2 separate regions of the Homo sapiens genome follow, and region 2 is linked to region 1. Evidence: read pairs that join two places in POLR2A ChIA-PET (ENCODE). Cell type or tissue: Panc1. All regions are shown on one strand. Each heading gives the region's core, and the rest is flanking DNA. Links, peaks and the distances in the headings are about the cores only.

Region 1 (6,021 bases), core at 1,016-5,015:
TATTAATTTATTTTGTTTTATTTTGTTCTAAGTTATGAAGTTTAGATGCCTGTGGGAATGCTCAGTTATTCAGGACATCAAATTCAACAGAATACCAACAGATAATTCTATTTTTAAATTTTTTTCAGAAACTATAGCTACTGGTTACATTTAGGATAAAATTTTATTTAAAAAGAGTAATACCTTTAAGTAGCAGTGTAAATTATAAATTTATTTTAAAATGACTATGGAAAACTAACAATGATATTTCAATTTTCAGGTGCTGTTTTATTTTCTGAAGTTTAGATATACTTAGACAAATTTTTATTTTCCATTATGTAGTATAATTATTTTACTTTATTATCATTAACATTTTAGAATATAAAAAGGCATAGTTTCACTAGATCACCTGCATTGTCTTCAAAAGCTCTTAAGAAAAAAATGTGATCATATAAGGAAATTCAGACATAAATACATATTTGTATAGAGAGAAGGAAGGGAAGAGGTAGGGAGAAGGACACATTTTAAAAGGGAGAAATAAGTGACATCATATTCTAATGGAGACCAGCAAAGGTAAGATATCAAAACTTGGTTTGGGCTGTTTTTTAACTTTAATATGTTAACTAATTAATACATGATATATATGTACCCTATGTCTTTAGAATTCATTGTAAATTAACCAATAAGAAATGAGGAGCTCCTGTTTGGGGCTCTTGCATAGCTGTAGAATGATCCGTTTTAAAGACCTGACTCAGTAGTTCTGAGGGCTCCTGAGAAACCTTTGCTCATGGCCTCCTCAGTGGTGAGAATAGGCAGGGTGGTCTCTTTTTCCTCACACTTTCCCCCTTGAAAGTTGATTAAGTATTTGTATGTCAAAAGAGTTTTATAGATTTTATGCCAATGAAATAAAAAACCACTGAAGTGAAAACAAAATGATCAATTGAAGTATATGCTATTAATAGTTTTTTCAATGCCTCCTAGATGCAAGTAATTAAGAAAAGTATCTACAAATAATAGAAAACATGAAAGCAAGACTTTCTGGGATAAACAGCCATGTGGTTAGCTATTGATGAGTTATCAAGAGATGATCTGCTTACAGGGCATAAGAATCTAATGCTCATCAGTGAAGAAGATGATTGACTTAAATGATCTTTTGTCTTGGTGTAATTTGACCTTCTTATATAAAGCATGCATTATAGGTCCATATCTTTCCTTTTTTTGTGTTATCACACTATCAGTTATATATAAATAATCAAATATTTTTGCTATCAAATAAGACACTAATGTAATTATAAATGAAGTCAATTTGGTGAAGTAAATGGAAGACTTTATGTTGTATTGAATAATGTTCATTTATAGTTGAGATGTGGTAAACTCCTAACATGGAAATTATACTTGAATTCTGGTTGCTCCAACAAAGCCAAACATATCTATATAGTGAATACTGTGTTCTATTAGAATGGATTCCAAACCATACTTCATTTTTAAGCCACTATTCTGGTTTTTAATCTTGATAAATAGAATGCTGTTTAGTCACCAGAGTTGCTGATATTGAGTTCCAGGCAGTTGTGAGGTATCCAATGGCAGTGAAATAAGCAACCTGTGCATTACTGGGAGGTTCAAGATGAGATGCCAGCAAATCATAAAACTGGAAGTTTCCCCATTCGTCTTCTAGCCAGAAAACAAGCTTTCATCAACTACCTTTCTACTGAGTTACTTGATTTAAAATAAAACAAAATCAGCCTTGGTTCTGGAATTTTTTTTAGCAATAGAAGTATTGCATCTTGAAATGGCTGCTGGCTGTAAGTCTTAAAATGCATTGCAGATGATGGAGTAAAAATAAAGCACATTAACAGATATTTTCTCTGTATTCATACAGGCTAATTCTAGTGCTCCTGTCTCAGATTTTGTATTGTTTGCTTTTTGGTTTTGTAGTTGTCATTTTTTTTTTAAGGTTATCAGTCAAATAATTTTTTTTTTGAGATGGAGTTTTACTCTTGTTGCCCATGCTGGAGTGCAATGACACGATCTTGGCTCACTGCAACCTCCGCCTCCCCGGTTCAAGGGATTCTCCTGCCTCAGCCTCCCGAGTAGCTGGGATTACAGGCACTCACCACCATGCCTGGCTAATTTTGTATTTTTTAGTAGAGACAGGGTTTCTCCATGTTGGTCAGACTGGTCTCAAAAAATAAGTATTTTTAGAAGTCTACCTTATGAAGGTATGTAATTGGATACTTACTAATTTCCAATCCATTCCTGCACTTCCTTGGCACATGCAAACATTAAAAACCATTCCAGAAAGAGACCTTTGTTAAAGGTAACAAAGACAGGACTTTTTTTTATTTTTCTCTACCCATAGGATCCAGAGCCCTATTCTCTCCTCTAGCAACAAAACCTCAGGCCTTGAAGGATGTCCGCCTATTCTGAGAACCAAGCATACGATGAAACAAAATCACTGTGACTGAGCGTGAGGTGAGAGGAAAACTAGGGAGTGAACAGAGGTAAAGGGATGGATTACTCTTGAGAGAAGTGAGACAGAGGGAGCGAGGGAGAGCAGAGAGAGTCCATGGAATGCAATTGAGACACTACCCCTAGATCTTTACTTAATGTGACTTTATAGCTTGAAAGTCATGATACAAACCCATAATTACACATTGTTTTATGTATTCGTTTGGTTTTCACACACAGGATTGATATTTTATTAACATCTTTTGGTTATAGACTATACTCTCCAACATTTAGCACGAGGTGCTGAGATTAGATAAATACAATTTTGTTTGGATGAGGGAAGAAATGAAGTAGTTTAGAATGTAAAGTTATGAAGTAAGGGTTGTCGGGAAGAGGTGAAAATGCAGTAACTCCCTTCTTTTCTTCTTATATCTTTCACTGGATTTCCTTTTCCACATGAAGTTGAAACTAACAAAGACGTATGCAACCTATTAACCTGTTAAGATGAGCTGCATGAGATAGTGTTCTTAAATCAGAACTGTGGAGTATAGCATCTGGTACTTCAGAGCCTTGAAAGACTGAAATTGTTACCATTAATACAGGCAAATGTGCAACTCATATAAACAAGTATTCTCAGATTGGTGTGTAAATGAAAATGCCAATTTACTGATTTGTATTGGTAATCAGCCTGCTGTAGTGATAAAACATTGGTGTCCGGTGGTCAGGGGATCCTGTTCCAAGAATTGAGGCAATTGAAAAACTTAATAGTGAAAAACCTACTCAGTGTATATGGCACTAGGAGAATATCTATTTTTATTCCAGCTGGCAGCCTAAAGTAGGATTTCCAAACCAGAGTACTTTGAGAGTATGTATCAGTATGTGGCAAAACCATGAGATAAACATGGTGCATTGCCTTAGAGTGCCAATTTCACTACCAGATTATATTTATTTTTATCAGGAATTGTTAAGACATTTAAACATATTTATATATAAACAAACACAATTATGTTATAGAATATGCAGAGGAATGCAAAATGCAAGTAGGCATTTTTAGATAAAACACACACACAAATTCTTTTGTAGGAAGCTTCAAGCCAGACAAAGAGGTGCAGTGCAGGCAGGATTGTGCAAAAAGAGCTATTTCCTCTCTTTTTAGTAAATGCTGGAGGAAAGTTTGTAAAGGATCTGCTGGGTGAATTGATACCCTACTCCACAGAGAGGTAGGAGATACGTCTCCATAGTGAGGGAGAAACACTGACATATCCTTTCCCCTCAACACATCTCTGGGCAGACTCCTTGCTGACCATTGTCCACTTGAACTCATCTTTACAGCCTCATTCATTCTTTTTCAATACACTTTCATAACTTTTCTAAATTTATAGCTTATCTTACATTGATTACATTTTAGGTTGACTGCTTCCTGATGATATATAAAGGGCACCTTAATCTCATGAATTACCTGTTTCTAAATCACAATGCAGGCTGAGTTACTTTATGAAAGGTTTTCTGGCTCCATCTCTATTATGTGGATTTTGATCAACAATGATTACCTGGATTGGACCATTTTGCCCTGAGTGTTTCTATATTTTCCTCACCCTTGTCTTAACTGTGTTTCATCCTAGGTTTTTTAGATAACATTTCTTTTCAGTTTTTATTCTTTCTTTATATTCAATGATATACTTTTTGCATAATACTTACCTTTAAAAGTTCAAACAAGACCTTCTAAAGAAAAACTAGACATGTTAATCTACATAGGTAACTGTTTAAATTAAAAAATATTATTTTTCAATCTTTGTGAAATCAAGCATTATATGATCAAAATTTACCAAATCATAGCCTAGAGGCCAACAGCTGCATGAGTTCAATGAATATTATTCTTTGCTGTCTTTGTTTTATTTTTTTCCTTAGACTTTTTTATGGCTTAAATTATGACTGAAGTAATTGTATAAAGGCAAGTAAGGTCAGTGAGAAAGGATGGTTGGGAAAGAAATCACATGGTCAGTTGTGTGTCTCTACAAAAAATAATATTCTAGCTCCTATGTCCGCTCCTACCTCTTCCACCATTTACATTTTATTTATTTACTCTATGTTTATGTCACTTGCCTCTTCTAAAACCAAATTAGGTATTTGTTTCTGTTTATTTTCAATATTCTTATTAAAATTTAAGTTACAAGAGAATAAGGACTTTCTCTGTCTTGTTCACTCTGTTGTTATCACCTAGAATAGTACTTGATGACTCTCAGTGTATATACATATACATATATATATATTTAACTTCAGCACTGTTGAAATTTTGAGCTGGATAAATCTTTTTTTGGGTGAGGGGGCTGTCCTATGTGTTGTAGGATGTTTAGCAGCATCCATGGCCTCTGCCTTTTCATGTCAGTAGCATCCCTTCTCCAGGTTGTGATAAGCAAAAATTTATCCATACATTACCAAATATTACCAGGAGGAAAGGATGTGGCAAAATCACCCCGATTAAGAATTGTTGGCTTGACAAAATCAGAAGTCACATGGATCTAATCCTATTCTCCTTCCCTTGTAAAGACAAATGAAAATCAGGACCAAAGGACTTCATTTAAATGACAAAGTGAAATTTATTGACAGACAATCTACTTTTCCTGAAGATAGAGGTGACGTAGGTCAGGAATGTCACCAAGGCAATCCAAACCACATATGCAGATTGAAGATTAAGTTGGATAGAATGATTTTGAATGTTAGAATTCCTGGAGTGCCACAGCTCTTCATTTGTCACAGAGGTGGTGCTACAGCAGGATTAGCTGTGACTATTTTAGCTTCATTTGTTTTCTTTTTAGTTGAACCATTGCAAATAGCTCAAGATTAGGCCACACAGATATCACTTGTATTTTGCCTCAGGATTTTCATATTTGTTTAATCTAAGGGCAGATAAATCTACTCAGGAACTTACCTACCTGTATTAATTATAGTTGCTATATTAGTAAATAGTTGATTTAAACATTTTTTTCTAGAATAATATACTTCCCCCTTATTTTCTTCATCGTTTTCCTTAACTCTTAGTGAGAAATTTATCATTCACTTATGTTCCATTAATTTCTATAACTCACCAGGCAGAGATAAGACTGTAGATATTTGTAAGTTACCCAGGGATCAAAAACTTTAGCTCTTCTCTTGAAATTCATCACAGGAAAACATTAAGTTTGGGCAACACTCAACTTTGTAAAACTAAAAAAGTAGAATTAATTTGCTATTCTTTAGTCTTATGGAAACACAATTACTGCTATCATGTATATATTTAGTGAGTAATTTGAAGATATTGTTAAAATATAATCAAAAATGAGATCACAATTTTATTCTTAAAACTTTGTTTTCAAATTATGATAATTTCTATGCATTATTTAAGGTTTATAATATGTGTAATAAAATAAATTAATAGGAATGATGCACGGGGTGGTCATTTTACGTTTTATATTCTTTAATGAGACTACAGCATATGATATTTGTTTATTTCTAATATTTTTTTGTGAGTCCCTTGACAAGGCAGTTTATTACAATTAAATGTCTCTGACTAAACCGATTTGACACGTTTCCTTGCTTTAAGGCTCTAACTCCCTC
Region 2 (6,021 bases), core at 1,104-5,103, 140 kb before region 1:
ATTATAAAAAACTTATATACATAATTGTCTACATGTAAAGGGATGGCCATAAGTGGAAAATAAATAGCAAAGGATATTTTTCTTTCTAATGTAAACATCTGGCAGTAATCCTTGCTTACACAATTAATGGGCATTTAATTGGCAATGATCAGTTTATTGCTGCAATATGAAGTGAATGTTTCCCCAGGAACAAACAGCTGTTGCAAGAATTTCAGTGATTTAGCAAACACCAGGTGATAGCTGTATCTAGAATGAAGTGCTCTGTCTCTCAGCAAATCACAGTGCACTGGAAAAGAAAAGAAAAAACAAAACTAGGTTAAAAGTAGCATAGCTGGAGAGACTGATTGTCATTGACATTAAAATCTATCCAAAGACCAAACTTAATAAAACAACAGATTAATTACATTAGATGGTATTCAGGTATTCGTGCCTCAAATAAAAAGAAAGAAAGAATTTCTCTAAGAAGCTAATACTAAGTTGGCATGACATTCATCTATTTAAAAGTAGTATTTTATGTCTTATTTTAGAGATATAACAGTTGATGAGATGTGTTTTTGTATTCTAATATTTTATCGTTTTATAAGTCTTAGAAAATTTGATAGTCATGATTCTAATTTTTTGATTAAAAAGTTATTGAAGTCATTCAATGGTTACTGACAATTGTATTTGTCTTAATAGATTTTATTCAACTGTCTCAAATTAAATGTACCACTTTTTAATTTGCATTGCTTGTGCGCTGCTTTCCCATTAAGTTTTAAATAAAAAGTTTTTCATTTTTCATTATGCACTCTTATTACTAATTTAATAAAATGATAATAGCTATGCAAACTTTCTGTTACTACTCAGCTTTTGGCATAGATTAAATTATACATTTTAAATGCAGCACACTGGCAGACACTGTGATTTCATAAAGCTGAGTTTCATTAGTGAAGAAAGTAATTTTGCTTTAGCAAAAAAAATGCTTTTATTTACTATGCTATTTAGTATTAGCTCATGCTAGAGTCTATGAACAATGAACTCAAATGAACAAAGCATCAAGGGCCAATTTACAGAACAATGCTTTTATTTTTTCATGCATGCATTCTGCAATAATTCATCTCCATGACAAAAGCAGACAATCAATCATCTTCTATTGTGCCTTTCTCAATAAAATTACCATTCTTGATGTAACAAAAGAAAGCTGCCTAAGTAACAGGAACAGTTTTACATGCTCAAATCAATAAATTGACCATACTTCAAAAAACCTTTACCCATTAATATGACAATGCAGTTTTATGTTTAACTTATCCGTATTAGTATTAAATTTTTGTTAAGTTCCATTGTTCCTTTTTTTTCATTCAAGAAAATGAAAAATTTAAGAAAGTATTTTAAAGGAATGCTTCCAATTGTTTCAGGGACAAAACTTTCTGGCCTGAGAGTATTGAAATACTATCATCTTGTAATTTTATGTAAGTTGAAATATGTCACATTTAGCAAATGAAATTCCTGTATGTGTAACTCTTAAAATCATATGGCATCTATATACTACTACAAAATGTGTTGTGAAATCATGTAAAAATAGCAGATTTAAGTTGATCTTGTAATACATGGTATGGTTCCTAAAGTAAGATGTTTATATTGTAGAGTATGTTAAACGAAACAACTTGTCCACATATTTCAAAAAGTGTAATATGTAAATATGATGTAAAGAAAACTTAAGTTCAAAGGTTAAGTACAAATTTCCACAGCAGGAAAATCATGAGGAAATGTTATAGATATAGCTACATACCCATTGTGAATAACTACCTATTTTATTTTCAACTAGAATGGTCCCATAAAAAAGCAAAGACTTTAGAAATTTACTAGCTAATGTAGAGTACAATACAGAGATATGTATTTTGCTTTCATATGATTTATGAATGCAACACTATTTTTGGTCTAAAGTCTTAAAGAAATCCAATGGAATTACAACAAAATTCTTAGATTAAAATATGAATAGTTCCAAATAACCTACCAAAGCAACAGGATTAATTTGAGCTAATAACACTCATGCCATTAACCACTCCAAAATTCATAGCACTTTAGAACCTCTGAAGACTTTCTATAATTGTATTTTTTTTTAATTTTTTAGTTAATGAGGCCAGGCCATAACATGTTTCAAGAAAACGAAATCCTTTGCTACAGAAATGCAAATGCAGTGGCTTAGTATCTAAAATACTATAGAGTATAAATGACTGAGAATAGTTTTATTGCAGTTCATAGGCCATTACAATATTCATAGTTCACAGTAGTTTATACATCAATTATCTAATTAAATTCTGAATATTATCTGCTCATAATATTAGTGGTTTCTGAATTTACAGTATCTTCATGGATTAATTCACCATGTCACAAGAATGGCATTCTAAATTTGAGAGTAAAAAATAAATTACTGTATATTTTGTCAGATTTTTTAACCACTAGCAATTAATTTGAAAAATTGCAATAAAAAGTACTCCTATAATGGAAAGTTTAAAGTAAGCATTGAAAATTTTACTACACTCTATTGTAAATTAAATGTGTTAAAGAAAATATTGGGTCATAATAGACTTGAAAGCTTTTTTTTAATCTTGTTTTCTTTTCCCTATGAATCTGTTAATTCATGTTTATTGAGTTCCAGGTTAGTGGGATGTAATGAGTTATCTACTGAGAGAGATTTATTATTAACAGTCAGCTCTTATGAAAAATATTTTTTATTTACGTGTTATTCTAACTCAATTCAAAGGAACTTATTTCAGGGAATACCGGAAAGTCATTTTATGTTGGATACTTCATTTTTGTCTTAACGATCCTTAGCTATAGTTGCTGAAGAAAGGAAAAGCAGAAGATATAATTCAACAAGAAAACATAATGTTGTTTGTCATACCATGACAACCATATTGCTGAATTTTCTTGAACTGTAACTTAGCTTCATAGAGACTTTATGCCAGGGATCAAGATTTGATTTTTTTTCCACATGTAGAAACTTTACAGCTCTACCAGTCAATTGCTTTCTCTAGTAGCCATCTCAGACTCTTTCCCACACTCCCATATCCTCTCTCCCTTTCTCTTTCTTTCCTTTCCCCTCCTCCTTCCCTAATGCTGCCAGATCAACTAAAGTGTAATGAACAACGTACCTAGGATTTCCTTACAACCTTCACTTTGAAGGCAGAATGGAGGGCCCCTGAAACTCCCATCAAGTGCCATTTCATTAGCCCTGGGACTTTGTTTAAATTACGTAGCCATTACTACTGTCTGTGAAAGCCCTTGGTTTCTTTCTTTTATGGATTGTAATATTTATTTCTAACACACCTTTCAACAGCAAAGCTGAAGAAATAAAGTCACCTATGCTGGAAGGTATATAAACCAAGAGGATTCTATCAAAATTTGAAGTGTTTTTGTTTTGTTTTGTTTTGTTTTTTTGCCCCACTTTAACAGCCTTATTCAGATCAGTAGAGTGCTTCTTATTTTGGGCTGTACTTTCACTGAATCTTAATCCTGGCTAATCTGTCCTTGTTAGTAAGATATTGGTTTGAAATTACAGTTTTTGAAAAAATTTTGGCAGATAATACAAGTTAAAATCATAATTATTAGAGAAAAATCCAGGCTGACCTTTTTGACCAATCAACTTGCACCTTGAGATTAGTGTACTGTAGAGCCTCTCACACTTTAGTGAGCATCAGATTCACCTGGAGGGCTTATTAAAACACAGTTCACTAGCCCCCACTCCAAGAGTTTCTAATTCAGCAGAAGAGTGGGTGGCAGAGAATTTGCCTTTCTAACAAATTCCTATGGTGTGCTGATACTGCTGGTCTGGAGACAAGAGTTTGAGAACCACTGTTGTGTTAGTCGATCTAAAAGATATTTTACATCTTACATTTGTGAACCCTAAAATCTAGTGAATATATCACATCATGTTGGGGTTTCTAAAAAAAACATGACTTAATAGTTTGCCAAAGACTACATTATTTTGTATAATATGAACAGCATGCTTAATGTTTTTGACTCAGGCAGTTTGTGCCTTCAGGCTGATGTCACCAAATCCTAAACTTATTCTGCAAAGCTGGGTATTTTTACCAGATGTTGCTTTTGGAGATTAAAATTATTTATAAACCATAGTTGTCAAAGTTCTGATTAAAGACAAATTTCTTTTTACACTTGTACTTCAACAAAGTCAAGATTTGTAATGCCTTGACTCGTACTTTTCTTTCTTATAATTAAATCTTCCTGCCTCTACCTGCTTTGCTACCCAGTGGAGAATGTGCATCATATCACTTCAATCACTCTCTTGCCAATTATCTCCTTTCTGATTTCTGTTAGCTCTTCAAAAATCTAACTCTAAATACTTTCAATTATCTCTCTTTCCCTAAACTATACACAGTCTGCTGAGTGCTGATGAAAAGAAAATCACACTGCATAACCACCACAAATCTATGACCTCCAATCTCAACTGGGTCCATCTTGCTATCTCTAGCAGCCCTTTCTTCAGTTGCTTTTTTTTTTTTAACCTGCTGTACCTATTCTAAAACTTATCTTTCAAATTTACTAGGCAACCACAATATTCATCACTCTGCGAATATCTGCTTTACAGAGAAAGTGCTAGAAATTAAATAAAACACTCTCTATCGTCATATTCACCCTTACCTCCAACAAGAAGAAAGAGAAAGTTCTCATTCTTAAAGCAAATCCATTTTCAGTGTTTTGGATGTACCTCTTCATAAGACCTCATTTCCTTGATTATTCCCCATTCCAACCATATATTTCTTTTTCTCTCCACTTTCTTAATATCAGCATTAAAACCATAGTTAAATTTCTTCCAGTTTTTCCATGTTTCTTTTTTCTAGAGACCCACCTTCTCATCCTTTCCCTGGCACACTTATTAAAGGATTTGCCTCGTCTCATCCTCACCACTTCTAATCTATTTAGATTAGCCACTTCTCAGCTCATGGCTAACAACTCTCTTCTAGAAATATCTTCTTTCCTTACCTTCTCCTACATTTTGACTGCTTTTTTTCACTCTATCTATTCTTCAGATACTGTTCTATTTGCTGGTTTCCCAAAGCAGGGTGATCTCAACACCCAGTCTTTGTTATATTTTCAAATATAGCTTCCAGCCTGCTTTACTCCTTGAATACAAACCGGTGTATCCAACTACCAACTGGAGATCTTTCCTAGAAGTCCCACACTCTCTCCAAATTAAACTTATCATCTTGTTCCCTAAAACATGCTTCTTATCATGTGGGTTTTTAATTCCATGAAAATGTAGGATAACACAGTATATAATATTTTACTTGGAGCCAACAGGTCATAGAGTGCCACACTGCCACTACGTGAGTTGGTATAAGTCACACCACTACATCTCTGTTTCTTCTCTGTAATATTAGAATAACAAAATACACAAAAATATTTATATTTTGTTTTACATAAATTATTTTTTCAGATACTTTAATGTTACTGCTTTATAAAAATGGTGCTTGACTTGCTTAAAAAAAGCTAACATATATTCAAGACATAGACACAGTTAGGCTTGTGGCTAAGCAAAACTAGAGATAACAGGAGCAGCAAAAATAAGAACCATAAGGAGAACTTAATAGAATTGAGCTATTAATTTTAGGGAAGGAGGGAAAGCCATAACTTAATGGCCTATGTGACATGATTGGATCAACAATAGTAATGATTTATCTTATCCAGTGACTATTGAACAGAAAAGTGTGGACCAGATAAAGAGAGATTATGATTATATATTAATACATATTTTCTGACAGTGAGAATTATTAAACATTGTAATGAGTTGCTTTGGAGGTCTCTAAGAATTGGATAGATTTTCACTAGTCCTGCAAGATCCTGACACGTGAAATTGCATAGGGATATAGTAAGTACTCCTGAGGCACCTTCATAATTCTATGACAGCTCTGAAAATTTGCTTGAAGATATTTGAAACATGAAATTTAGATTAATATTCCTGGAAACATTCTGAAGGTTTAATTCAGTCTGAAAATTAACAATTAGTCATCTAACTCACAA

Evidence for each region. ChIA-PET counts read pairs that join two places held together with the same protein. Peaks named below come from ENCODE experiments on the same cell type or tissue, not always from the same donor. Only the 100,000 strongest peaks of a DNase experiment are listed, where the experiment ranks them.
Region 2: POLR2A ChIA-PET joins it to region 1 with 5 read pairs; 2 of 35 experiments call an interaction of 5 or more read pairs at or near these places.

The regions. Positions count from the first base shown.
Region 1 is chr5:92,114,185-92,120,205 of GRCh38, forward strand. No RefSeq gene overlaps it. Among named protein-coding and RNA genes, the nearest start is that of ARRDC3, 730 kb to the left of the region's middle. In Panc1, for the core only: no CTCF peak of the experiment used is centred there; a DNase peak (open chromatin) is centred at 2,969.
Region 2 is chr5:91,977,580-91,983,600 of GRCh38, forward strand. No RefSeq gene overlaps it. Among named protein-coding and RNA genes, the nearest start is that of ARRDC3, 600 kb to the left of the region's middle. In Panc1, for the core only: no CTCF peak of the experiment used is centred there; no DNase peak of the experiment used is centred there; H3K27ac peaks cover 295 bases.